2 separate regions of the Mus musculus genome follow, and region 2 is linked to region 1. Evidence: chromatin loops called from intact Hi-C (ENCODE). Cell type or tissue: gastrocnemius. All regions are shown on one strand. Each heading gives the region's core, and the rest is flanking DNA. Links, peaks and the distances in the headings are about the cores only.

Evidence for each region. Hi-C counts contacts between places; a loop is a spot of excess contacts. Peaks named below come from ENCODE experiments on the same cell type or tissue, not always from the same donor. Only the 100,000 strongest peaks of a DNase experiment are listed, where the experiment ranks them.
Region 2: a loop joins it to region 1, with 9 times the contacts of the local background. A loop is called at or near these places in 19 of 42 quality-filtered maps.

The regions. Positions count from the first base shown.
Region 1 is chr8:54,658,325-54,663,714 of GRCm38, forward strand. Wdr17 (WD repeat domain 17) reads right to left here. Exons shown (of 30, transcript NM_001372370.1): 14 at 4,525-4,727; 15 at 3,109-3,258; 16 at 2,892-3,022; 17 at 2,448-2,573; 18 at 1,260-1,415. Among named protein-coding and RNA genes, the nearest start is that of Spata4, 60 kb to the left of the region's middle. In gastrocnemius, for the core only: CTCF peaks have their summits at 1,546 (motif pointing right) and 2,573 (motif pointing left); a DNase peak (open chromatin) is centred at 2,560; H3K27ac peaks cover 257 bases.
Region 2 is chr8:54,534,119-54,539,508 of GRCm38, forward strand. No RefSeq gene overlaps it. Among named protein-coding and RNA genes, the nearest start is that of Spcs3, 6.8 kb to the left of the region's middle. In gastrocnemius, for the core only: a CTCF peak has its summit at 3,362 (motif pointing right); no DNase peak of the experiment used is centred there.

The sequences.
Region 1 (5,390 bases), core at 182-5,181:
AACCCCCATGAAAAATTTCACCATTCTCCCCAAATTTGTCACCCTGTTCCACTTGTCACCCTGACTTTTAAGGCTCTGCTGAAAATTAAAATTTAACCAAATTATCACTATGAGAGGAGAAAAAATTTTAGTACTTTAAATACTTTTAAGTACCTTTTTAGTAATCCAGGGTATTTTATTATTTTGGTTCAATCTGCAATTCACTGTCTAACTATAAGTGAATCAAGAGTTATAAAAAAGAGGGCTAAGTTGCATTTTGATATTCTCTGACCAACTTCATGTTTAATTTTTACTAATGTTGTTTATATGTTTCTTTGTTTTCGATAGATTTTTATTTATGGGTCTATGTATGTAAGTGTTGACCACGTGACTGTGGGCGCCTATAGAAGCCAGAAGAAGGGGTCAGATCCCCTGGAGCTGGAGCTATGGATGGTTGTGAGCATGATGTAATCAAACTCGAGTGCTCTGGGAGAGAAGCAAGCATGCCAAGCCACTGAGCCCTCTCCAGGCCCTGTGTATGGGATCTTAATAAAAATGTCAGTAACCTAGAGGCTCTTAAAAAGGAATAAAGTTTTGTATTCTTGCCACCGTGCCTTTCATTTTGTTGTGATAGAGTAGTAACTTGTTCTCATCTAAACACATTTAAAAAAAAAAAAAGAAGGTAAAAGACAATGAACTTTCATAACCATGTAACCAGTTTCCAGGTCCAAGAACAGAAGCCCCTGCTGTCTCCATATTTCATTTCAGTCAGTACCCACCTGTCAAGCAAAGGCTATTTTCTAAATTGTTTTTATACATAGCACTCTAAGCTTTTGTGAAATCTGTGCTTGTTACTTTAGTCTTCTTTAGAAATTATGAAAGTCCCTGTCATGTGGTTGAATAAGTCTCATTGTGAGAAGGGGAAGAGATCCTGCTCTGAGCATGTGAGCCAGCACATGTACATTAAAGATCTGGGAAGCAATTTTCCAACTTCAGCGGAGATGAGAATATCCAGGATGGCTAATAAAAGCCGGTACGGGTGGCTGAGCCGCACACCAGAATTTATGATTTGTAGGTCTGACGTGGGACATAGGTGTTCCTAAGTGGGGCTCCTGTGTTAGTCCAGAGACCCCACTTTACTGTTTCTGTGGGGTGTACACCTGGCATGAACTTGGCAAAGAAGGAATTTTATGTGGCAGAGTTAACCTCTACATGGAATTACTCCTTCCCGTGTGGGCTGCTATGTTAGACACACTACTTTTCCTTGAATAGCACACTACCTCTCCAAGTTCGACCATGAGTTCACAGTATCTCTGTATTTGTCCTAATCTCAGGTGGATTTCAGCAGCTTCCTTCAGTTTTTTCTCCTTAGTAGGTGCGCCAACACCACCACCAAATTTAGACATCTTGATTGTCGTTAGTTCTTGGGCTTCTGACTGAAAAAAAAATATAAGTGTAGAAATGAGTAGAAGAACAGATAGTCTTAAAGCAGGCACTATTGACAGTTAAATGTTTGAATGGGATATGTCTTTTATAAGAATTTACTTGTTTAGTATACAGTATTCTGCATGCATGTATGCCTGCACACCAGAAGAGGGCACCAGATTTCATTTTAGATGGTCATGAGCCACTATCTGGTTGCTAGGTGAACTCAGGACCTCTGGAAGAGCAGCCAGTGGTCTTAACCTCTGAGTCATTTCTCCATCCTCTAAATGTGGTACTTTTTATCTGTAGGATATAATGTTTTGATCAGTTCATGGAATAAGCGGTTTGGAAGAGGTCTGTCTCATTGTCCCAGAATATCTACATTTACTTACATAATACATACATTTGAGAGAAAGAATAGGAGTCCCATTCTTATTCTTACTGTCCTTACCCTTTCTCAGTGTAGGTTATTTAGAATTCCAGAGGCCAACGGTGCTGGGATACAATTGGTTGGATATAGAAAAATGCTCTCCAATCTCCCATATTGTAAGTGTGCTTCTAAAATAATTGTCAGGCATTTCATTTGTGACTTAAGAATTCTCTTTTTATGAAGGTAATCATCGAATCTTAGTCTTAGTATTACTTTCTTGCTGTTTGAACTATTTATATTTTATTAAAATATATAAACTTTGCTTTTTTATTTTTTGCTCCCAGGGTTGAGTTTATTGTTGATGAAGTATATTCTCTTAGACATAAGGTAACCAAAAGTCACAAGAGTTCATAGACTATAATCACCCGAGGTCACAGGGTAAAGATAAAGCTTTTCATGGGGTCCAAATTCAACTTGCAGACTCATGGAATTCAATCTAATAGAATCCATGGCCACCTTAATCTCTTCTTAAATAATTCATATTTTCCAGTATTGGTCTCACTATTTTATCTTTTCTGTGTTTATTTCAGCCTACCAGCAATTTTCCTTTAGTAGATAAAACCCAGAAATTTTGGTTTGAGTATACCGCGCTTGTGCACTGTATAGAACTTACGGTTCTAAATTTGATCAGGTGTTTCAAATGCATCATTCCTTTGCAGTAGTTCTGAGGGAGCAAGCTGTCATCTTGTCCTTTAATCACGGACACCAAGTTCCACAAGTTGTCACTGCCACCTGGAGGCTGGAAGTAGGTACTGAGTAATCAAAAACAATGGCACAGAAAAGAAATTCTCCTAGTACTTTATGCCTTCAGGGGTATCATACCGTACAGTTCTCTGAATTAAAAAAAAAAAAAAAAGTAACAGCAATCTAAAAGCACATTCTCATTTATTTTCTTCTGGATTTAGATCTGCTCTCTAATATTGTACAGATAATGTTAAAATTCATATACTGAGCTGGGATGGTGAATGTAAGCAGGAAGCAGCTTAAAGAGAATAGTTGTGGTGACTCATGATGGCTAATGAGACGGCGTAAGAATTATAACTCCTATAATACTTACTGATAAACATTCTGAAAACAGTCTTAGCTTTTTCGCCCGAGGGTTGCACGTTAGTTTTTCTACTTCTTGTTTAATGTCTCTTGACACTTTGCCGCAGAGGAGAGGAGGACAGTCTTGACGTATCGCATTATCTGATGAAAAGAGACGGTTCGCTGAGGAACTTTACTCAGAAAATATTATTTAAAGATAAGATCAAGTACATGCACATATTCAATACCAGTGTTTCCGATAACTTCGTCCCAAGATCTGTCTGCCAGAATATTTATTTGTAAAGGGGTGATTAAAGGTATTAATGACCAGAGTCTCACTGTAGAATCTCGGGAGCAGGAAGCCATCGTGAAGGGACGACTTGGATGGCAAGTTAAACCTGGTGGGGAAAAAAAAACAAGCCTGTTTTAACCAAAATAAGCCCAGCAAATGCTTCTTTTAAAAAATATGTACCTTTTTATTAAACTATGACAAAATTGAAGTTATGAAGGAATGTGAGTAACTCAGAGGCTCTCTGAGCCCAGTTTCTACTTGTATCTAATTAATACAAGAAGGCAATACATTGCTTAGCGTATTCTGTAAATATAGCTAGAAATGTATGAATATAAGAAAACAAAATTTCATTTGCTTAGGCATGAAGTATATTGTAATTCCATTAGGGTTCATGAAATCTATGAATTAACAGATGAATAAATGAAAGTTCAGGTTTCAAAATGAAAAGACCTTTAACTTCAGACAACAGAAAATGTTGTGTGTGTATACACATACACACACAGACACACTCACATATATGTTTGTGTGTGTGCTATAGCTTTCCACCCCCCAACACTCCTTACTGCCCAGATTCAGATATATTCTTCTGTAGTGATTGTTTTATATGTACATATGTGTGTTTGTATACACATGTAGCCTACTGATGTTATTTTGTGTTGCCCATATATACACGTGTTTAGGGCTGACCATTAGAGATTGGATGACTGACTGTATATTCATCTTTGGAACAAAACCCTGATTCTCTTCCTCTCAGCAGTCAGCCTGCCTGCAGTTTTTCACCCAGGGACAGGCCTTTACAAGCTCAAATAGAAGACCTCTGAAGGAAAACACGCAGTTGTAAATGCATGGATTTGGTCCTTTTTCTCTAGGAAATGTCTACTTACCCCCTGCAAGGCTTAAGAATAACAGAAAATATAAACACAAATGGGCAATTTGCTTTCCATCACACGCTTAATTGAACTAACAATTGTTATATTCAAGAAACAAACATTGCCCGCGATCCCCCCAAATAAGATAATGGTCAGATAAGTTATATCAGCACGATTGTTAGTTTCATGATCTGGAGCAAGGGAACTGACAGGATCCAACCTGCATATATGGACCTGCCACACATACATGTAACAGAAGCTCAATTCCTGTAGAATGAGTTCCATATGCTAATTAACCCCCTCATCTGAACAATCCCTAGCGTCTTCTTTGGCTATGTTGCGGTGACTCTAACAGGTTTACAAAAAACAGACAGGTGTTTACTCCATTGTGGAAAAAAAATGTCATTTCAAAATAAAATACTGTGGCTTAAGAATATTGCATTGTTCAAAAAAATAAACATCATAATTACATCAAAATTACAAGTACATGGAAAAGAGTTTACCATAAACGTCTGCACCGTGATCATACACAGTATCTAGGCAAACTCCTCCTCGAGTATCCCACACTTTGATAGTATAGTCCCAGCTTCCAGAGATTAGTAGGTATGGAATCTCAGTATTCCACATTAACCCCCTCACAGGTGCAGTGTGTCCATTAAGAGTGCTTACGCAAGCATCTTGAGTATAATCCCAGATTCGAACAGAGCTGAAAGACAATTTTACGTCTAAATTATAACTTCTCCAAAATGTTAACATTGTGCCAATGGAACACAACTTTTTGTTTGTTTGTTTTATTTTTTTAGCATGTTTAAAAAGCATTTTTTATGGAGCTGGACAGACGGTACAGAGTTGTTAAAAGAGGTACTCTTCTAGAAGATACTGATTCATTTCCTAGCAACCACATGATGGCTCATTGCCACCTGTAACTCCCGCTGTATGTGATCTGATGCCCTCCTTGGGTATCAAACACGCACACAGTGCACAGATGCAAGCAAAGCACCCACTCATGGAAAACAATACAATTTAAAAAAAAAGTTTTATGTCTCATACATGTGAATTTTCTTACAGCAGACATAAAGGAGATCTATTAGGTCTATCTATTCCCAAATGTTTTTTCTTAACTTTTACTGATATTTTATTGCCGATAGAAAATATACAGGGGAACAGCAGGGCCAAGAAGTAGGAGTGGGTGGGTAGGGGAGCAGGGCAGGGGGAGGATATAGGGAACTTTCGGGATAGCATTTGCAATGTAAATAAAGAAAATATCTAATAAAAAAGAAAAGAAAAGAAAAGAAAAGAAAAGATAGTGTTTCAGAAAATTCAAATTTGTTTTTAGTATTTTTATGTATTTGTTTTGGGTTTTCCTTTG
Region 2 (5,390 bases), core at 262-5,261, 120 kb before region 1:
TGTTCTTCACATAAAGTGAATTATCTGATACAGCAGTGCTGGAAGGAAAGTGTGGGTGGGCTTGGTGTACCTTCTCCTTTCTATCTTATGTCTTAGGATTTAGGTTCTCACTGGGGCGGTGGAATTTACTAAAGTGGTCCTCTTTGTTTCAGAAGAGCTACTATAATTCTTTATTATTATTATTATTATTATTATTATTATTATTATTATTATTATTATTCACTTTACATCCCAATATTCTCCCAGTACCCTCTTGAGTAGATATTCCCCTATTGCTTTCTCCTCTTCTCCTTTGAAAAGGGAGGGTCCCCATCTAGGTATCACCCTCTTAATCCACTCTTCCTACCCTTGAGCACATCAAGTCGATGCAAGACTAGGTACATCCTCTCCCATTGAGGCCAGACAATGCAGCCCATTTAGGGAAACAGAATCCAAAGGTAGGCAACTGAGTCAGGGACAGCCAGCCCCTGCTCCTGCTGTTGCTACTACCATTCTTATAAGTAAATGTAAGGGCTGTCTAGTTAGGGTTTTAGTGCTGTGAAGAGACCATGACCACTGAAACTCTCATAAAGGAAATCATTTAATCCACCCAGAGTGACACACTTCTTCCTACAAGGCCCCGCCTACTCCAACAAGGCCACCACCCCCTATAGTGCCACTTGCTCTGAGCCTATGAGGGCTATTTTCATTAAAACCACCACACGAGCCAATATTGTTTTATTAGTAACAAAGGTAATATTTTGATTGCCATTTTTAATTTATCTTCTTTATGTGGAAAAATAAAGATGTAAATCGAGCCCCTTCAAGACTTCATTATTTTGTTGCACTGACCAAAGATCATTGAGAAATAAGTGATCAAATATTTAACCCCGTGTGAGCGTTCCAAGCCTGAGCTTGGGCCTCAGACTGTCATGTGTGAAAAGATCATATAAACCTGTGCTTGAGCTGGCTTAACCTTTCACCACAGTAGGCACAGAATCTAAGCCTGGAGAATAGTTTATGATGCACAGAAATCTTTTCATTTATTTAATTTTTGAAGAAGAAAAGGAAGAAATACATGTCTCCATACCAATGCAATCGCTGCCTGATTTTTTTTTTAACAGTTTAATGGCATTTAAATTATTTTAATGAAAGGAACCCCTAGAGGCCAAAAGGATACATATCCACCAAAGTCATAGTGCCACACTGCTTGATGGTCTGTAAAGGATTTAATTATGCTTGCCAGCTCTTCACCACGGTTCAGTCGGTTTTTAATTGTGCCGACCTAATTTAAGTTGTTACACTCAAATACTGATCATTCTGTAGAGTCCAAAGGCTAGTGGCTGCTCTTGGTGAATGAAGATAGAAGAACTCATGTGAGGAGCTCTCAGCACACAGCACTTGGGTAGCGTCAAAAAGAGTGATGGCTTGAGCCACAGGCTATTGCTCATTGATCTTCATATTCATTTTCTTAGCTACGGATATCAACAGATGTTTCTATGGGGAGAACTGGAGCAGGATCTATTTGAAGCACAGGTCTTTCTATCCTAGATCTTTTAGATGTTAGGAGAAAAGAAAAGTCACTTTTATAATGCAAGACAGCTAATCACTTTGTTTATAGCAAACACTACTAAGATTCTAAACTTAAAATCAAAATGGCCGACATTCTACATTTAAGTATATGTTCTTGGTTGCACACTTGACTACATCTGGAATCAACTGAAACCTGAGCTTCTGGTCATTCGTATAAGGGGCTTTTTAAATCAGATCATTTGAATCAGAAAGGCCCTACCTAAGTCTTGGTGGCACCTTCTAGGGCAGTTAAGAAAAACAAATGACACGAAAGGAGAAAATCCTGCTTATTTTTCCTGCTTGCTTTCACATTCCCTGAAAGTTCATCTCTTTGTTATGGCTTCATGCCTTCACAGGTGTTAGAATCAGCTTCTTTGGGATTCTGAGGAGGCTGAGGAGAAGCTGCTCTCCAGGAGTCCTCCAGGGTCCTAGAGCCAGATTTAGACTGTGAAGACAGCCAGCCTCTGGGACTGAACAACTCATGAGTCTCAGCCTTTCTGGTGTGAGACGGCTGTTGTTGGACTTCCTGGGTCACATCCTGTAAGCCAGGCTAGTTAATCCTCATTCACTCTATTGCTTTTATTCCTTGAGGTACTAATACAAAATATAAGTTGAAGCTGTACTCTTAAGAAAAACTGAGTTTGTATGACGTAGTCAAAGAATCAAATATAAAGGTATTCAAAGAATAAGTAGTCCTAAAAGGGTCAAAATGACCATCAGAGTCATCGCCAGATTGTGAGTTAAATTTTAGTTCACGAGTTTATTGGAAGTGATTCTGTAAAGCTTCATTAATTTCAAAACTAGAGGTTATCTAAAAATAAAAAGTTAAAGTGAAATCTAGTAATTATTTTGTTAACTAGATGGTATTGCATGTACAGACTTGAGAAATACGTTTAATCAAAGTCCTTTAAAATGAATACATTTATAGAACACCATTGTCAAAATAAACAGACAAATAAATTAGTAAATGAAAACAAAAGCATATGCGTTGTTAAAACACAACATAAGGGGACTTGAAAGATGGCTCAGAAGTTAAAATCATTGGCTGCTCTCACAGAGGACTCAGATTTGGTTCCCAGAACCCACAACCAGGCAGCCCAGAACCACTTTTAACTCAAGTTTCATGGCATCTGGCTCCCTCCTCTGACCTTGTGGGTACCAGCACACACTCAGATATACACACTTACAAATAAAATACAAAAATGAATAAAACATAACATATAATTGTTGATATATATTTGTTTAAATACTCTAATGAGCATTTGGACTAGATGCTTTTAAAATTCTGAGCATTATGCAATTGCATTTTTAAATAAGCAAATAAAGTTTCATTTAAAGGCTATCAAGTTTATCTATGCCACTTCATTTTTATGATAAACTTTTAAAGCTTGCAAATTTAAGTTGTGCTTCTTACAGACATACTTTTTGGTGTGTTTTTAATTAAAGTTCTGTGTTTTTACGTAATAAATTTCAGCCATTTTCAACCCCCATTTTCCTCGTCCATCCTCCTCCCTCTCCCACTAGCATCCTTCTTCTCAATGAGTCTCCTCTTATTTTCATGTCTTCTGTTTGTGTGTAGCATGCTGTGTTTAAGTTCAGTTACTTGGCCAACCATGAGTGGAAGTTACCCAATGGGGCTACACCACTGAAGAAAGCACGATTCCCCCTGGCAACAAGCGTTAATTGCCTATGGTCTCTCTAGTAGGGGTAGACCTCATACCTCAAACCCACCAGTGATAAAATATTGATGGGCTCAAGCTTGTACAGCTAACAAAAATCCAGTGTGTTGATGAGTGTAATGACTACAGAATGTCCAGAAGGGGGAGATGTACAACCCAAGAATTTTATATTTTTGATGCATAGGCTATGCCTGCTTCAGACATATGAAACTGAGTTGTTTTCTAATCCAGAGAGTGAAGCTGCATGTTAGGTATGTGAACCTTCCCACTATTGCCAGACGGACTATATCAGACCTTTGATACACTGGTATGGCTATTGATGGTATGTTGCCTCAACTATTATTTCTCTTCCTATGATTATATGTTTACAATATACCTTTGCTGCTATAATTGAATACCATTTGCCAGGTAACTCATAAAAATGAAGAAAAATGTATTTCTTAGAGTTCTGGAAAGTGCAAGGTCAAGAGGCTGTTGAGTTGGGTGCTCCCCCCTGATATTCTTCCAAGGGGATGGACTCGGCTCCGTACAGGACAGACAGAAGAGCCAAAAAGACAAAACAAAATTTACTACCTTAAAACTCTTTATCAAGACATTAGGTCAACCCATGAGGATGATGCCCTCATAATCTAAATACCTCTCAAAAGCCCCATCTCCCAGTGCCACTTAATTGGTAATAAAATGTCAAATTAATGTTGGCAGACATTGAGACCATAGTTCAATATTGTGAATGAGTCCTATAGTCATCCTTTTGCCCTACTTTTGTTTGACAACGGTCTACATTTTAACCTTAAAGCTACTCAACAGTGAGTGAACAGTCAGGATATTTTCATAGACCTTGCATGTTCGATACGCTAAAGAAAACTTAAATTGTTGAGCTTTGGAACAACCTACCCAAACCTAAACTAGAGAAAACCACTTAATCTCCCTTCCCCTCTGTATAATATGGGTTAGGCACCTTGGTCACTGCATGTGGCTGTATCAGAAAAGCATCCTTTCCTCTGATTCCTAGGAAATGATCACAGTGAAGGGAGGGCATGATCCATGTGAATAATTTGAAAGGTAAAGATTCTACCTTGACTGATTACTGAACATGAGTTAGCTTTCTTTCCCTGGATAGCAATCGGATCTTGTCTGGTCAACACACAGTCCTGGTGGAAGTACTGCAGAATTGAGTTGTTTGAGTTTTCTAATGACTGATTAATTAACTTTTGGTCTCATAGGATTCTAGATAAGATGAAGATGACAACGATGTTGACAATGACAATGCATTGTGGAGAATGATTATCAAGTCTCATCACAGTGTCTCACATGGACCAAACTTAAAGCTAAACAGGTCTTTCTGGTTATCAAGATTACTTTTTTTTCTTTCTTTCTTTCTTTCTTTCTTTCTTTCTGGCTTTATATGTTTGTTTGTTTATTTATTTATTTATTTTTATATATGTGACAAGTACACTGTAGCTGTCTTCAGATACACAGCAGAAGAGGGCATCAGATCCCATTACAGATGGCTGTGAGCCACCATGTGGTTGCTGGGAATTGAACTCAGGACCTCTGGAAGAGCAGTCAGTGCTCTTAGCCACTGAGCCATCTCTCCATTCTATTATATCTAGTCTTTCATGGACAGAAAGTCTGAATATGAGTATAATTCAGAAGAAGTCATGATTGTAGTTGTAGTAAACCAAAAGAATTTTGTGGGAGCAGAATGGAGCATCACAAATGGGGACCGTGAAGGAGGTACACTTTTATTCTATAAAGTATAGGAAGTGAGAAATAAGACACATTAGGGATCATTACACATTTCTTTGTGTGTGTGTGTGTGTGTGTGTGTATGTGTGTGAGACATTTCTTTGTATGTGTGTGTGTGTGCTTTTGTGGTGTTTTGTTTTTTTAATGATACTTGAATATAGGGTTTCACTATGTATCTCAGGTTAGACTTGAACTTGTGAATTTTCTACCTTGGGTTCTCAGGTACCACTGTGCTTTCCTTTCTCTTGGTGATTTGCAACAGTTATTATTTCCTGTAGTTCAAGGCATAGATCTCAACTGGAAAACAGAGATTTATTTATCTTAAGATATACATTCTTATGTTATCATAAGTTACATAAAGATAGGAAATTTTTCTTCTTTGCCAGAAAATTACATCACTTTTCCAGTGAA